2 separate regions of the Homo sapiens genome follow, and region 2 is linked to region 1. A link is a loop called in an ENCODE intact Hi-C map of the cell type or tissue named here. Cell type or tissue: dorsolateral prefrontal cortex. All regions are shown on one strand.

Region 1 (8,000 bases):
AAAAGGAGACAGAAAATGCACAAGATACACCGCCCTTTTTGTTTGTTTGTGATTCAGGGCTCAGGATTGACTGGGTCCTCGGGAGGGGACTCGAGGGCAGAAGGATCTATTAATCTTACAACTATGTGTTTCATTTTCCAAGTGGTCAGTTTTTTAGGTTACTTTATGAAAAACTGAAATGGAACACAGAATATGAACAATTTCTCAGGGTAAGAGCAGCTAGATGTAAAAATAACATAATGCAATTAAAGAAGAAATCTTCCAGCAAATAGAACCCCATTTCGGGGATTTTCACCGTGGGCGTGAGGGTCACACAAGACTGAAGCCCGCCCAGGAGCAGGCGAGGTCACTGCAGGTGGTCAGTTACAGAGCTCTGCGTCATAGCCCTCTGGCCCCAGACAAAATTCACTCATCTATACATTTGCTTGAAAATGCATTATTTGATATTCATTTTGTATACTTAAATACAAAATGAAATGTAACCTGATATTGAAAATAAAAACTCCAGGCAACGTCTACATTTCTATGTATTTAGTCTTTTCAAGGTCTACATTTTAAAAGCAAGAAATGAACAAAGTTAGGAATACATTATTACTCTGGCAGGAAAATTAGACGGATTGATGAAGTGGGTTCTGTCTATTGTTATTTATCCTACTAGAAATTAAACTAAAAAAACTTAAAATGTTTTTATTCTTTAATTAAAAGCACAATAGTAAATCCATTACATGCCAACATAAATAACGTGTAATGAAAAATAAATGTAATTTTTGAACCAAACCATCTTGACTGACAAGAGTGCTATACTTTCTATTGCAAATCCAGTGTCTGACTTCCCGGAAGGCAGCCAGAGTCTGAGGCCACTCCCGCACTCCATCTGTGTGGGTTTGAAGTGTGCAGTGAATACTCAGTGTCACTCCCAAATGTATTAGGAAAGAGGAGATTATTTTAATAACCTTTCCTAGGTAATTGTGGTGATTCTTTGATACCACCCCCAAGCCCCAAAGGTGGTAGCTTCTTAAAGGTGCGCTGTTGTGTGGGATCTGAGCCCTATTGCCTGGGCATGCACCTGCCCCTGTGTCGGCATCCATGGGCCCGTGGCACCGCAGATGGTCTTCGCTTGCTCGTCACTTTATACCATCCCGCAGTGGAAACAATCAGCTCACTGAGTTCTGCAGATCTTCCAAATGTTGACACTTCTCACTACACAATATAAAAAGCATTTCTGTTGACCTCCCCACAGATGTCCTCAAAACACCCTTTAAGCCAGTGACAGGCTCACAGAGGGAGACACAAGGTCTTTGGGATTGTCACTTTCATAGTGATGCTTGAATTTTTATCATAGGCAACAAAAACTGTCAGCCGTCATCCTTGAAATGACAGACTCCCTCATTTTTGAGAAATGTCTGCCAGTTCTAGTTCCCAAGTCTGAATGACCAGGGCTGGCAGGTCGGTCATGGTCTTAAGTAACCGTGGTGACCCATGGGAGGAACTGCCTGTGATCCCTGAGTTTCCATAGCCCTAAATTATTGTAATGACGATATCCATGGAAGACTTGTGAAATTATACAATTATAAAATGTGCAATAAAGTCAACAGGAGATTGCTCTTGGATAAGCCCAGCACAGGGAAACGTAATTTGACAGTTGATTGGCCCCCCGGTGCTTTTCTGAAAAGAAATCACCAAGGCCAGGAGGGACACGAAACGCTTCTTCGTGTGTCGGCCCGTGTGCAGAATATCTCCAAGATATAAATGACTAAGAAGACTTAATTTGCCACCACAATATGTTTGCTGCAATTAATTTGGGGTGACTTGTATTTTAGCTTGGATCAAAAATGGGATCTGAAATGTAAAGAACACTGTTAGATTTCCCCACAGGCCGCTCTCTCTTTGGGTGATTTGCTAACTTTTAATTTGCATTGATTCTCTGAAGGGATCTTAATTCAGATGTCTCTCCACCTCTTCGCTGTAGTTTTACTTGGCCTTAGTCACGTGATCTTTGGGAGGTTTTAGGGAACGTTATCTAGAAAAAGAAATCACTTTAGATATTAACAAATGCAGAAATGAATCAGTCCATTCATCATTAGGGAAAATGAATTGTTCCAGAACCCAGGATTCTATAAAGTAAAATAACACTTACTTTGGAATTGCTAAGGGGTTTAAAAACACCCACTCCATCAAGCCTGTGAGCTGAACCCCAGGCCTGCACGTATGGCGGAGTGTGTAATGCCTGTGTGTGTTTCAGAGACCACAATTCCCAGTCCCCACTCCAGGTCCTGTGCCTCCCTGGGCGCTGTGGTTGGTGAACCCCAGTGGGCTGTTTAGGTGTTGAACTTGTACATAACTTGTACATGTGCAATCTTTGTATTTGTAATCAGAATTGCTCAATACCTCCCCTTCCCTTAGACTATATTAGATAATTTGCACCATGAGTGACATTTGCAAAACTTTAAGAGGTTTTTCCTAAACCATGAGACTGCACATTTGCTAAGGCCCCTTGTAAGTGGCTGAGTAGGCTCCTAAGCGCCTCCACCCCGAGGCAGGGGCAAAATCACATCTTAAAACTTTAAGTCTCATAATACTTTATGAAATAATGCAGGGTGTGTAACCTGCATTCATTTATATGGTATTTAAAATTAATATTCTGAGTCAAATTTAATTTAACTTGAACCAGCTGTCAGCCCAAACAGCTTTCTTTCATTTTTTGAATTTCAGTACACCAACGATCATTGTAAACATTTCCACCCAAACTTCTTCACATAAGTGATGATTAATTCCCGTGTATCACTTTGTTCCTCGGTGATCACAAATTGCATTACACTCAAATTTCACTTAGTGAAAAAGGATGTTAATTTTTCCAGTTCCTATGATTCTAGAATGGAAACACTTTTGGGAGTATTATTTCAAGATCTTGGGACCAGCAGTGAGGGATTTTAGAGTTAAAGAATGGCTTGGCAGAGATACTTCCCATTGTTTTATCCACTGGAAGTTTGAATAGTGTGATGGGTAATGGGCAGAAGAGAATAAAGCCTATTTCTCTTCTCTCAGAATTTGTGTATTAAAGGGACAATGTACACAACCCCATTCCTCAGGATGCCAGCCCACTGGGTGTTATTCATTTGTCAGGGACGTCATCCAGTTAGAAAAGCTCAGCAACTGACCTTGTGCTGGCTGCTATCTATGGAGAGAGAGAGAGAGAGAGAGAGAGAGAGGGAGGGAAGGAGAGAGAGAGAAAGAGACAGAGAGAGATGGAGAAAGAGACAGAGAGAGGGAGAGAGAGAAAGAGAGAGAGACAGAAAGAGACGGAGAGAGAGGGAGAGAGAGAGAAGGAGAGAGAAAGAGACGGAGAGAGAGAGAGAGGGAGAGAGAGAGAGAGAAAAAGAAAGAGACAGAGAAAGACAGGGAGAGAGAGAGAGACAGAGAGACACACAGAGAGAGAGTGTGTGTGTGTGTGTGTATGTGTGTGCGTGTGATTTTTAAATTTTGGAAAGTCCTACCTAAAAATAAGTTGCATATGCATTGCCAGCTCTTTAAAGCCAATCTGTGGATCTAAAACCATCCATTCACTTATTCCTTCACTGAAGAAGCACTGATTTAGCGCCTGGAATGACCAGGCACTCAGAACATCAACATGCAGACGTGGTTTCTGAGCTCAACATCACAGCAGTGTCTTCTCACCAATATTCACAGAACAGCTAATCATTGAGAGGGGACCCAACTTATTCAGCGTTTTTACATTTTACATTGACATTACATTTTACATTAGATTCCTTTCCAAGGGGAGTACCATGTTGATAATGATGGAAAAATGTATCTGAGAAAAGTAAGTTGCAAATCTATGATTTGTTTCCAGAAGCTTGTTACCACAGCGGGCAAACTGATAACATTAAAGCATGTTGACCATGCTTCAGATAAAGAATCAAGATCCCAATGAAGCTACACACTAGTTACTATTTTTTCCCTCCATCAAGAAACACTGAGTTGTGCTGTGACGGGTCAGGTGTCATGCTTCATGTTTTACATGCTAATTATAACTTTTGTAATGTCATCATCATCACCATTGACTGCTGCTTCTGTATCAGGCAGTCTGTGTACCAAACAGCTAATCTTCCAATAGCATAGTAAGTGGTCTAGTTACCTGTCAGGGAGGCACCAAGCAACAATAGGTTCTTAATAAATACTCACCGAATGAACGATAGAATGGTCATGCATGGCATGATAAGCAGAAAATAGGAGACTGTAATAGAGTCAAAATTAACTAATAGGATATATTAGTCAGGGTTCTCTGGAGAAACAGAACCAACAGGAAGGAGAGAGGGAGAGAGAGGGGATCTGCTGTCAGGAATTGGCTCATGAGATTGCTGGAGTTAAGTCCAAAATCTGCAGAATAGGCTGCAGACTGGAGCCTGGGGAGAGCTGATGTTGCAGCTTGTACCCGCGGGGAGTCTGGAGGCAGAAGTCCTTCCTCAAGGAATCACCAACTTTTTTATCTTAAGTCTCCAACCACATGGATGAGGCCCACCCACGTTACGGAGGTCCCCTGCTTTGCTCAAAGTTTATTGATTTAAATGCTAATCTCATCTAAAAGATACCTTCATGCCAACGTCTAGACTGGGCTTTGACCCATAGCTGGGTACCTGGCCAAGCCCCTGGTTACCTGTGCAAGTAACCAACACAAATCGTGTACTAAGTACTGTGCACACCGCAAGCTTACAATCAGACCTGGCATCACAGCGGGTCTTTGTATGGTGACAGCACAGGCCTAAGGGAAAGGGGATTTACACCACATGGTTTATGTAGGGTGCAGGCCAAGCAAGTTCACAAGAGGCTGGTGCAGGCCCCTCGACTGAGCACTTAGCTTGGTGCAGGCCCCTCGGCTGAGTACTTAGCTTTGTGCAGGCCCATTGGGTGAGCACTGAGCTTAGTGCAGGCCCCTCGGCTGAGTACCTAGCTTGGTGCAGGCCCCTCAGCTGAGCACTGAGCTTGGTGCAGGCCCATTGGGTGAGCACTGAGCTTGGTGCAGGCCCTCGGCTGGGTACTTAGCTTGGTGCAGGCCCGTTGGGTGAGCACTGAGCTGGGTGCAGACCCCTCGGCTGAGCACTGAGCTTGTTGCAGGCCTCTCAGCTGAGCACTTAGCTTGGTGCAGGCCCCTTGGCTGAGTACTTAGCTTGGGGCAGGCCCATTGGGTGAGCAATGAGCTTGGTGCAGGGCTCTCAGCTGAGCACTTAGCTTGGTGCAGGCCCCTTGGCTGAACACTGAGCCTGGTGCAGACCCCTTGGCTGAGTACCTACCGACTGTCAGAGGCACACGAGTGCTCTCATGCAGCTTCTCACTTAATCTTCACAACCTCTCACAGCCAGGGGTGACATCAATGCCATTTTCAGATGGGAAACTGAGCCTCAGGGAACTCAATGAGCCACCCAGGGTTCCACTGTAAAGGGAGAAAGGGAAATGAAGGTTCCCCTGTGTCCTGGGAGGCATCCTCTATCATGTGAGTACCTGGAGGCCAGCGTTCGAGGCTGCTCAGGATCACGAGAATCATCAGCACCTCTCAGTTTTCCAGCCCCTGTTTCAGCACCTGATCTCTCCCCAAACATCAGGCTGGTTATATTCAAAGATACACGATAAGCTGCATTTTCCGTTCCAGATGCCAGGGCTCCCCAGGGGCTCTGTCTGTCCCCTTTCAAGTCCCATCAGGGGCCTGCCCTCAGACACCACAGGACCTGACAAGGTATCCACGGCCTCATGATCCTTCACCCCTGCCCCCGGCTGGGGAAAGGCTCAAGGCTGCACGGCTCTGGGGTTCCTAGGACAAGCTCTGGGTGGGGCAGTCTGCCAGCTCAGAGACAGCAGGAGCAGGAGAGGTGAGGACTGGATATCAGGTGTAGAAAAGAAACCGGCTCATCAGCTTTCATCCTCCATTAGCTCCAGCACGATGGGGGTGGACAGGTGGTCTCGGCTGCAGGGGTAGCATGGGGACGGAGGCGGCCGGCCCGAAGGACCATGGGTCAGAAGCTGAGTGGCAGGCCCTGCAGTGGCCACTGTGAGTGTGGGGTGTGGCTATGCTGTGACCACACGACCAGGCTGAGGGCTGCTTGGAGCCTGCATCCCAGGCTCACGCTGGCCAGGCTCATCACTATCTGTACTCAGAGCTGGGTTGACCGTCCTTCCGGGCCTCCGTGTGTGCCCTGGACTGACCTCCAGCCTGGGGTGTGGACAGCAGCATGCTCCCTCCAGCAGGCTGCCTTGCCCTCCTCTGCAGGCCTTTGGCTGCTGCGGCCCCAGCTCTGGGCCATGAGCCGGGCTGGGTCCTTTGGCAGGCCTCCGCTCGTTCATCCCCCAAGAGATCCACGATGCCAAGAAGGTGGCCGGACAGAGGTGAAAAGCCAGCTCTGGAGGTTTAGATGCTATGTTCCCGACTTCCTCACCATGCTTCTTCCTGACGTCCTTAACTCCTGCCTCTGAGCAAAGTTCCTGTGCATGTTTCAGAAATTAAGAATGATGAACAAGGGAACACTGAGAGGGAGGGAACTTTTGTGAATTGATGATGATATTTAGGAGCCGTTGCTGGAAAGCTGTAACTGCCTGAACTAGCGGTGGGTCAAAACTTGGTCCAGTTATCTCAAATACCCACTTGTATGTTTCTGGGTAGTCTTTTCAAGAATTAAAGGAAAGTGAAAAAAAAGAAAAAAAAGCATCGTTTCTCAGCCTTTCTCATTTACGCTTAGAGTCTCCTCACATCACAGACATGCCGGGCAGAGCACTTGGCAAATGTGCAGCCTTAAAACAAGCAAACGAAATCCATTGCCATAGGCCACTTTTTTTTTTTTTTTTTTTTTTTGAGACGGAGTCTCATTCTTGTCCTCAGGCTGGAGTGCAATAGTGCGATCTCTCTCGGCTCACCGCAACCTCTGCCTCCCGGGTTCAAGTGATTCTCCTGCCTCCGCCTCCCGAGTAGCTGGGATTAAGGCACCCACCACCATGCCCTGCTAATTTTTGTATTTTTTAGTAGAAACGGGGTTTCACCATGTTGGCCAGGCTGGTTTCGAACTCCCGGCCTCACGTGATCCACCCACCTCAGCCTCCCAAAGTGCTGGGATGACAGGCGTGAGCCACCACGCCAGGCCCATATCCTGCTTTTTAAAGAGCAATATACGTCTCCAGTTCTTCTCTCAAATCTTTTACATCAGTTTATCAGGAAGCCACTGAGTATCCCAGACTGGATGGGTAGATCTGTACAATGGCAAACATTCACGAGATGAAGAAAACACGAACACTTCTAAGTAGACAAAGCCGTAAGGAAGTGAGCTATTTACGTAATTATGTATGTACAAAAGTATACATGTAAATAAATGCCTATATCAATGTATGTCTATGTAAATTTGGGCAAATATACACATATGGGTGTAAATATAATGCTGGAGGCAGTGCCTCCTTATTTACATCCATGAAAGTGCTGTCATATAGTATGACGATGCCTCAAGGATACAGAACCAGAAATACCATTTGACCCGGCAATTCCATTACTGGGCATATACCCAAAGGAATCTAAAGCATTCTCCTATAAAGACACATGCACACGTATGCTTATTGCAGCACTGTTTACAATAGCAAAGACATAGAACCTACCCAAAGGCCCATCAATGATAGACTAGATAAAGAAAATGTGGTACATATACACCATGGGATACTATGCAGCCATAAAAAGGGTAAGTTCACGTCCTTTACAGGGACATGGATGGAGCTGGAAGTCATCATCCTCAGCAAACTAACACAGGAACAGAAAACCAAACACCGCATGTTCTCACTCATGAGTGGGAGCTGAACATTGAGAACACATGGACACAGGGAGGGGAACATCACACACCAGGGCCTGTTGGAAGGTGGGGTGAGGAGAGGGAACGGACGGGTCAGTAGGTGCAGCAAACCACCATGGCATACATGTACCTATGTAAGAAACCTGCACGTTCTGCACATGTATCCTGTTTTTTTTTTTTTTAGAA
Region 2 (8,000 bases), 74 kb before region 1:
TTTAGCTATATCATTTGTTAGATATAGTTTGCAAAGCATGTGACTGAAAATGGATATGATGAAGTCACACACTTATTCACACAATAGTAATACGTGAGGAAAATAGGGTTTCTTAATTTCTTATTTTCTCTGATTCTTCTTTACAATCAACTCTGCCAAATATTTCAACAAATTCTTCAACAATTTCTCCCCTGAAACTCAGATAAATCAGACAATACATTAATTTTACCTTTCTCATTGGGCCTCTTTGCCGAGGTCCCCTGTCCACCAGCTCTGGTCTGGACTGAGTTTCCTGGGCCGGCCACAGCACTTCTGCCCCTCTCTAGAAGCTCATTATGGAAGAGCAGAGACTGTCTTGTTTTGAGTTTTTGCACATCAGAAATGTCCTTTTTTCTTTCCTCATATTTGAGTGACTGAATAGCTGGATATAAAATTTTGTTTTTTTTTCTTGTAAAGTCACAAGGTATTTTTCTCTAGTCTTCTCACTTCCTGTATTGCTGCTGAGACAACTGATTCATATTGTTTCTTTATATTTTCTGCAGCTGTGTCCCAGTCCCCAATGTGACTGCCAGGGTCCCCATCAGATCTCCTCGTCTCTGTTGACAGCTCACAGTCCTGTGCCTTACTGAGGTTCCCCTTTCCTCTGCAGTGTTGGGCACTGGGTTGGCATTTTCAAACTGGAGATGCCTTACAGAACATTTTAATAACTTTTTCTGGCGTTATGTATCTAATTATTTTCTCCCCCTCTATTTTTTCTATTCTCTTTTCTAAAATTACTTTAGTCGAATTTTAGATTTCACAGATTGATCCTTATATTTTTCATTTTTTAAATTACTTTTCCATTTGCTTTTATTTTTTGTTTAATATTGTTTTGAGATAGTTTTAAACTTTCTCATTTAATCTTTGTGTATGTGTGTGTGTCTGTGTGTAGAGAAACAGATATACACATATACATATATGCATATATAAATCCAGTTATTATATTTTTATTTTGCAAGAGCTCACTATTAATCTCTAATAATCCTTTTATATAACTTCTTCCTGTTCTTGTTTTACAAATGTAATATTTTCCCTTATTTCCTTGGAAATATTAATTATAATATGATTACATTGAAGTTTCTGCTGTGCAATGTCTCCGGTTTGCTTATATTTTTATTTGTTTAATGATCTGTGTTTATTTTTATGTTAGAGGTCAAATAACTGGTGGTCCTCAGCTGTTTGCTTTTAAGAGCTAACCACTAAACATTTGGTTGGCTGGAGTTGTCACTGGGTGGCCCTCAGTGTAAGGTGACCAAGTGGTGAGCCACACTTCAATGAGAGCATGCTCCATGGCAGTGTTCGGAGGTGTTTCTTCAGGAACATTCCGGTTTTCCAGAGACTCTTCCAGTTCCCTCCCCTGGCCATTATCTCCCTGGATGCAAGTGTTTGGGAAGCAGGACAAGCAACCGGGCACGGAGTCCCCACGTGTGAGCGTGACTGTCCTGTTTGCAGCCACCTGCTTCTGCACGTGCCATCCACTGTCAGTCAGTGGCCCCTGACCCAAAGCCTCTCGAAGACAATTTTTCTAGGAAAGAAGCCATGGTCAGCAGGACCATGGCCCTCCAAAGCTGTCTGTATTCTCATCTCCAGATACTGTGACTATATGACCTTGGAGAGCAAAACGGACATGGCTGATATGAATAAATGAGGGATTGTGAGAAAGGGACATTATTCCAGATTCTTCCGGTGGCCCCAGTGTAACCACTAGAATCTTTATAAAGAGGAAGGCAGGCGTGTCAGTGACGTAGCCAGGGAATCAGAGGCCAGCGCGGTACGATTGCTGTGCTGAGGATGGAGGAAGGGGCCAGGAGCTGAGGAACGCGGCAGTCTCCGCTGGCTGGAAAGGTGGGAAAGAGACCCTGTCCTGGAGCTCCAGGAGGAAGCAGCCCTGCCCACACCTTGATGGTGGTCCCCCAGACTCACCTGGACTTCTGACTTCCAGACATGGCGCATGTGGAGATTTGTGAGGCAGCGCTGGGAGATGGATGCACACTCCTTCTGCCTGGTGTGACAAGTGCATGCGGGGCTGTTTCAGCTGTGAAGGTGAGCCACGGGGGCAGCTGATGCTCCCTGCAATTACGCTGCAATCTTTCTCCACCCTGCTCCTTACACACCCTCTCTTTTCTGTGGCAAAAGCTCCAAGCCTCCCAGAGACGCTGTGGTTAAGTTAGTGAGCTTCTCATTGCTGTTCCTCCTCTGAGCGCATAGCTTACCCCTCTCAGGTAACTCTCTCACTTTCCCATCTGTCACCAACTGACTCCTGATAGTTTGTTGAAGTTGGTCTCTAGGATCTCCTCCCACTTTTTGCCAGATTTCCAGCCTTGAGCCTCCCACATGGCCCCTTGCACGAGGGGCAAAGGAGGAGCTTGCAAACGCCAGATGGAGGCATTTAATTGCCACACAGTGCTCCTGAGAAAGAGCCACTGCCCTTGCTTGCAGCCTGTGGCCACATTTGAGGTGGGACTGTCATCAGCCGAGTCCTGGAGTGCAGGGACATAGGACAGAGGCCGCAGCAGCCCCGATGACACGGCATCCAGGAGGAATCGCGTTCACTGCCTCGAGCCACTATGATTTCCAGGGCTTTTTGCAACCATAGCCTGTCCCATATTTTCCTGACTGATGCAGAAATTGATACTAAAAATGGGTCCTGCCACGGCAAGAACCCAGGGTGCTCAAACCAGAAGTAAGGAGCCTGGTGAGGGTGTGTGTGGAAACTGAGGGGTGCATCTTCCAAGGAGGGGCCTCAGCCTTCCTGAGTCCAGGGGCAGAGGAGAGCCTCAGGGCCCTCTTCAACTCTGTGTCTTCTCTTCGTTCTTATAGATTAGTGACTTTTTGTTTATCTGTCACTGTGATTTTAGTGTATACTGCAAGAATGGGTAGATATGGGTATTCAGTTTAGCATGTGATATGGTTTGGATCTGTGTCCCCACCCAATCTCATGTTGAACTGTAATGCCCAGTGCTGGAGGTGGGGGCCGGTGGGAGGTGACTGGACCCTGGGGAGAAGTTCTCATGAAAGGGTAGCACCATCTCATGTCAATCTGTAATACCCAGTGCTGGAGGTGGGGGCGATGGGAAGTGACCACTAGAATCTTTATAAAGAGGAAGGCAGAAGGGGAGAAGTTCTCACGAAGGGGCGGCAACATCTGCCTTGGTGCTGTTCTCGTGATGGTGAGTGAGTGAGTTATCATTCTGATCTGGTTGTTTAAAAGTGTGTGGCACCTCCCCCACCCCTCCTCTACCTTTTTCTTGCTCCTTCTTTTGCCACGTAAGACACACCTGCTCCGCCTTCACCTTCCACCATGATTGAGAGTTTCCTGAGGCCTCACAGAAGCTGAGCATAGGCCAGCGCCATGCTTCCTGTACAGCCTGCGGAACTGTGAGCCAATTAAACCTGATTTCTTTATAAATCACCCAGCCTCAGGTGTTTCTTCACAGCAGTGTGAGAACGGACGAGAACGCCATGTTTAAGCGGAAATTATCAAGGAATTACTGCTTCCGGGAGAGAAGCAGTAGGACTGGGCACTGGCAGCCACTTTGGGGGACTGGTGACGAGGCAGCGTGGGGCTGCAGGGAGGACACATTCCCCAGCTGGAGCCTCATGATGGTCAGGGTGAGTTCGCAGGGCCACTGTCACCAAGGCAAGGTGAGCCCACAACATGCCTGGCAGCCCGGGCACTCTCCTGCATCTGGCACCGTCCGCCAACACAGCAGTGGGACGTCTGGGAAGGAACAGAGGCTGGAGCGAGAGAGCATGGCAGACCTATCAGTAAACCCTCTCAGGGCCACTCTTTGGTCCTTCTAGAAGGATCCAGAGAAGGAATGTGTGTGTGTGTGTGTGTTGCAGAAAAATGAAGGGCCTCCAGGCACAGGTGAGGATTAAATCTACACCTTTATAGCATTAAAATCTGTGCAATGTATCAGTAAGCACACATTCAAAAAATTATGACATTGGGTTTACACAAAATTCACTATTACTGTATTATGAATACTGATCTTTTATTATATTTTCTATTCACTAAGATATTTGTTCAAAGTATACTGTACAAACATTCTGAAAAGTGATATTTGGTGTATTTTAGGGAGAATTCTAAACCATGTTCTCATTATTCTGATGGATATTTCTTGTGGCCAGTTCACTGGAGACAGTGTCCTTTGTACACATTTACAAAGCTTTTAAGAAGTACAATTGTGCAAAGATACGCCAAAACTTTTACTTTTCTGACAATAAAATAAAGATTTTGTATTGCAATTATTGGTCAAAATAGTAAAATGTGGTTGTTCACCATTGAGTCAAGGACAGGAGTTGGACTAAGAGGCACGATGGCACCAAATAAAGAGATTTGCCACGTGGAATTTGTGAAAGAAAATTATGTTTAATATACCAACTAAATAGCAATATAACATTAACTTTATGAGAGTACACTTATGTGCCATATTCCATATTAACACCCCAGGTAGGTACTTAGCATAGTATGCTGTTGTATGAACATGACACTGATTCGAAGGCAATTCATGTGTCTGTGTTAGCTCCGCGTCCAGTGCTGATGGGAGCCAGACAGCAGCCTGCTTGTCTCTGCGTGGCCCAGCCTTTGCAGTGTGAGCTGCAGCCAGGGTTCTCACACAACAGAGTGCTTTGTGGACACAGCTTGGGATTTTTTGTTGTTTTTTTTTTTTTTTGCTTCCTATGCTGTCCAGCTTCTGGTAGCCTGGCTGAAACCATAAATATTCCATTTGAGAAGCCTCTTTCAAAACCTGCAAATGTTAAATGTTTAATTCCAAAACCTTCCACAAGGCTCTGAAAGGTGTTTCTGGGCACCGTGCCGCATCCTGTGAAGGACCCTCCCCTCCAGAGGTCCCTGTTCTGACCTGTTGCTGGTGGCACTGCAAGGCAGGCCTTTCCTGCTGCTTCCATTTCAAGGGTATGATGACAGTTTTCCAAGTTCTGAGTGTCCGAGGTCACCCGGGAGGCTGCCCGACACCGTGGCCTAGCCTTGACCAGGCTCTTACGGTCAGCCCTGCTGATATCACGTCAATTCAGCTAGGATCAATAAGCGTTCAGGTATCTTGCACCACGACTGGCCTCTGCAGCGGATGTCAGGAATTCCTGGACGAAGGGACCTGTCCTCACTTGTGGGAACCTTGCGTTTCAGTGAAGGGTTCTGCAGCCGTGAAGTTAGAAGTGGGCTTCACATGAGCTGGAACAGTTCATTATTTTCTAGGCAGAAAAAAATGCCTTGGAGGAAAAGAAAAACATGTATTTATTAGGCAACTACTGTGTACCGGGAACTTCATATCTACTTTAATTTAATCCTCTAAACATCATATAAGGGTTTCCTTATCTTCACTTTTGGTCAAATAACCAGTCCAAGGAGAGGAGGCTCAGTCCTAGCCCTGCTCCTCCCAAGGCTTTGCTCCTCCCACTGAACCTGCAGGATCCATTTCATAACCCTTTTGTCCATGTTTGACCACCAGAGCAGATATTTCTAGAAAGAAGATTAGGAAAGTTGCTGAATTAATGCACAGAACAATGTCCCAGATGTTGTTAACTGAAGTATAAATTTTCCTTAGTTCTTTTTGTTTGTTTTTCAGTTATTTGTCACTGTGTGCAAAAGGCAGGTGAGTATAGCTGCCTCTGTTTTTCCCTCATGGGGGTACTTCCTCTCTGCTTCCCGTAAACGTGGGCACCATCGCAGTGTAGCTTGTGGGGGTAAGGACATGACTTTCTCAGTGCGTAGCGGGACTGTAGTGCTGGCTCTTAACAGACGCCTCCAGCACATGGACAGTCTTGGTAGAAAAATAAGCTGCCTAGTGGGTTCACTCTCTGACCCACAGCCTCACTTCCCCTTCCAAAATTAAATGGCCTCTTTAAAACTAGAAAATCGTTGCAACCTTTAGACTAAGAGATGGAATCAATATGGCCAGTGATTCCTTTTTTTTTGAGACAGAGTCTTGCTCTGTCACCCAGGCTGGAGTGCAGTGGTATAATCTCGGCTCACTACAACCTCCGCCTACTTGGTTCAAGTGATTCTCCTGCCTCAGCCTCCCGAGAAGCTGGTACTACAGGCACCTGCCACTGCGCTCAGCTAACTTGTTGTATTTTTGGTAGAGATGGGTTTTCACCATGCTGGCCAGGCTGGTCTTGAACTCTTGACCTCGGGCAATCCGCCTGCCTTGGCCTCCAAAAGCCAGTGATTCTTAACCTTGGGGGTGCGTCAGACCCAGTGACGTGCGTGTTAGAAATACATATGCCTGTCTCTTATCCCTCAGGGATTCTGGTTCTATTTTGGAGGTAGGAACTGGGCAGCTATGTTTTTATAAAATGCCCCATCATCATTTTAATGGTCTCCAAGTTAGAGGAATATTGGTCCACATGGACAGCCAGGTTCTGGGTTCTCTCTGCTCCTCAGCACCACTGCCGAGGTGAACTTAGAGTCCACAGTTGACACCTCAATGACTCTAGGCCCTGACTCCACTGGGCTATGTCAGAGGTGTAGATGTACACTGAATAGCTGTGTGCACATTTAGCAAGGAGGTTGCCCATGCCTCTTGATCTCTTTCTTGATTTCAAAAGCCTTGCATCAGTTTTCCTCTGAAATTGTTGTTGCTGTGTCCACGTGGGGGACAGCCCTGAGGCGTGGGGCATGCTGTGGGCATCCTCCCTTGCCCCGTGAAGCCACACCCATTCATCTTGGCATCCAGTGTTGTGAAACACACACACGTGCATTATGTAATTGATACAGTGAGTGTGAGTTCACCCTATTTTTTTCGTGGAATACAGTAAATCACGGTGTGCTATGCTTCATTCAAAACACCCAGGTCCAACCTCCCACACCTTCAGGCTTTATGAGCCCGCCACTCAATTCTGTCCCCAGCCCTCTGTGCCTTTGTTCTTAGGAGGGCTCAGTGGTTGGTTGTTTTAGAAGAACAGAGTGGATCACCAGAGGAGACAGGTGAGCTTCTTTCATGCCCTAGTGCCCAGCTCGGTTTGGTAAGCGGTTCTTGTGACACACGTATTTTTCTACCCAACACCTCTACACAATATTCAAAATGGTGATTGTGCTGGAGAAGGGAGTGGCTCCTGAATGACTCATGGCCGCTTGCTGTCATCGCTGCCTTTCCCACGTGTAGCCTCTGAGGAGTCCTGCAGAGTCCTAGGAACCTGTTTGTTCCCACGGTATTATCCTCAGCATCACAACACATCGTGCAGACAGACGACGTCACCACAGCTGGCTTTGAAACCCCCTCCCGAGGCCCTGCTGCCACTGCCCCAGCTCCTCTGGACTTTTTCTTCTGGATTTCTCCCTGGAGCTGCTGCATCCACCACGCCCAGGCCCTGGCAGGTGTCCTAATATCACAGATGATTCTGTCACGTGCTTCTTGGAGCAGGATCTGTGCTTCTCATGTAAGGCTGTGCTTCGAATCCCCCGAAACTTAATGGCTTACAATCCTAAGAGTATTCTGTCATCTCACACATTTTCTCCAGGTAAGGAATTTGGATGTGGTTTGGCTGGGGATTCAGGCTCAGGTTCTCTCTGGAGACTGCAGTGAGATACAGGCTGGGGCTGCCATCATCCGAAGGTGGGACTGTGGTTGTGGAGGCACGGCCAGGCCGGTTCATGCAACCTCACACACAAGTCCATCTGCTCACTCCCACCGCTTCATGGGCTACTGAAGTGTCCTTCTGACATGTAGCCAGTTCCCTGAAGAAAGAGTGATTCAAAACATGGAGGTGGAAACTGCAATGACATTGGTGACCTCACCGTAAAACACACATACCTCTACTTTGTCCTCCCCACATAGGTGGGAGCAACAAAAGCGAATGAATCCAGGGATGCAGGGTCATGGGGCCATCAAGGATGCTAAATCCACCATGCCTTCACTCATGCAAGTGGAAACCCAAGATCTACCAAGACCTTGGGCTCCTCTCTGTCCTCCTGGTTCCCTTTTCTTCAGTTACAT

Evidence for each region. Hi-C counts contacts between places; a loop is a spot of excess contacts. Peaks named below come from ENCODE experiments on the same cell type or tissue, not always from the same donor. Only the 100,000 strongest peaks of a DNase experiment are listed, where the experiment ranks them.
Region 2: it touches region 1 in a loop (4-fold over the local background); 6 of 110 quality-filtered maps call a loop at or near these places.

Annotation. Positions count from the first base shown.
Region 1 is chr6:168,861,690-168,869,689 of GRCh38, forward strand. It overlaps LOC105378144 (a long non-coding RNA gene), which reads left to right. Exons shown (of 2, transcript XR_943297.2): 2 at 1-777. Among named protein-coding and RNA genes, the nearest start is that of LINC01615, 300 kb to the right of the region's middle. RefSeq lists enhancers at 5,484-6,087, 6,088-6,690. In dorsolateral prefrontal cortex, no CTCF peak of the experiment used is centred here; a DNase peak (open chromatin) is centred at 3,136; H3K27ac peaks cover 4,739 bases.
Region 2 is chr6:168,787,486-168,795,485 of GRCh38, forward strand. No RefSeq gene overlaps it. Among named protein-coding and RNA genes, the nearest start is that of SMOC2, 350 kb to the left of the region's middle. RefSeq lists an enhancer at 6,676-7,875. In dorsolateral prefrontal cortex, CTCF peaks have their summits at 4,648 and 4,850; a DNase peak (open chromatin) is centred at 4,616; H3K4me3 peaks cover 833 bases.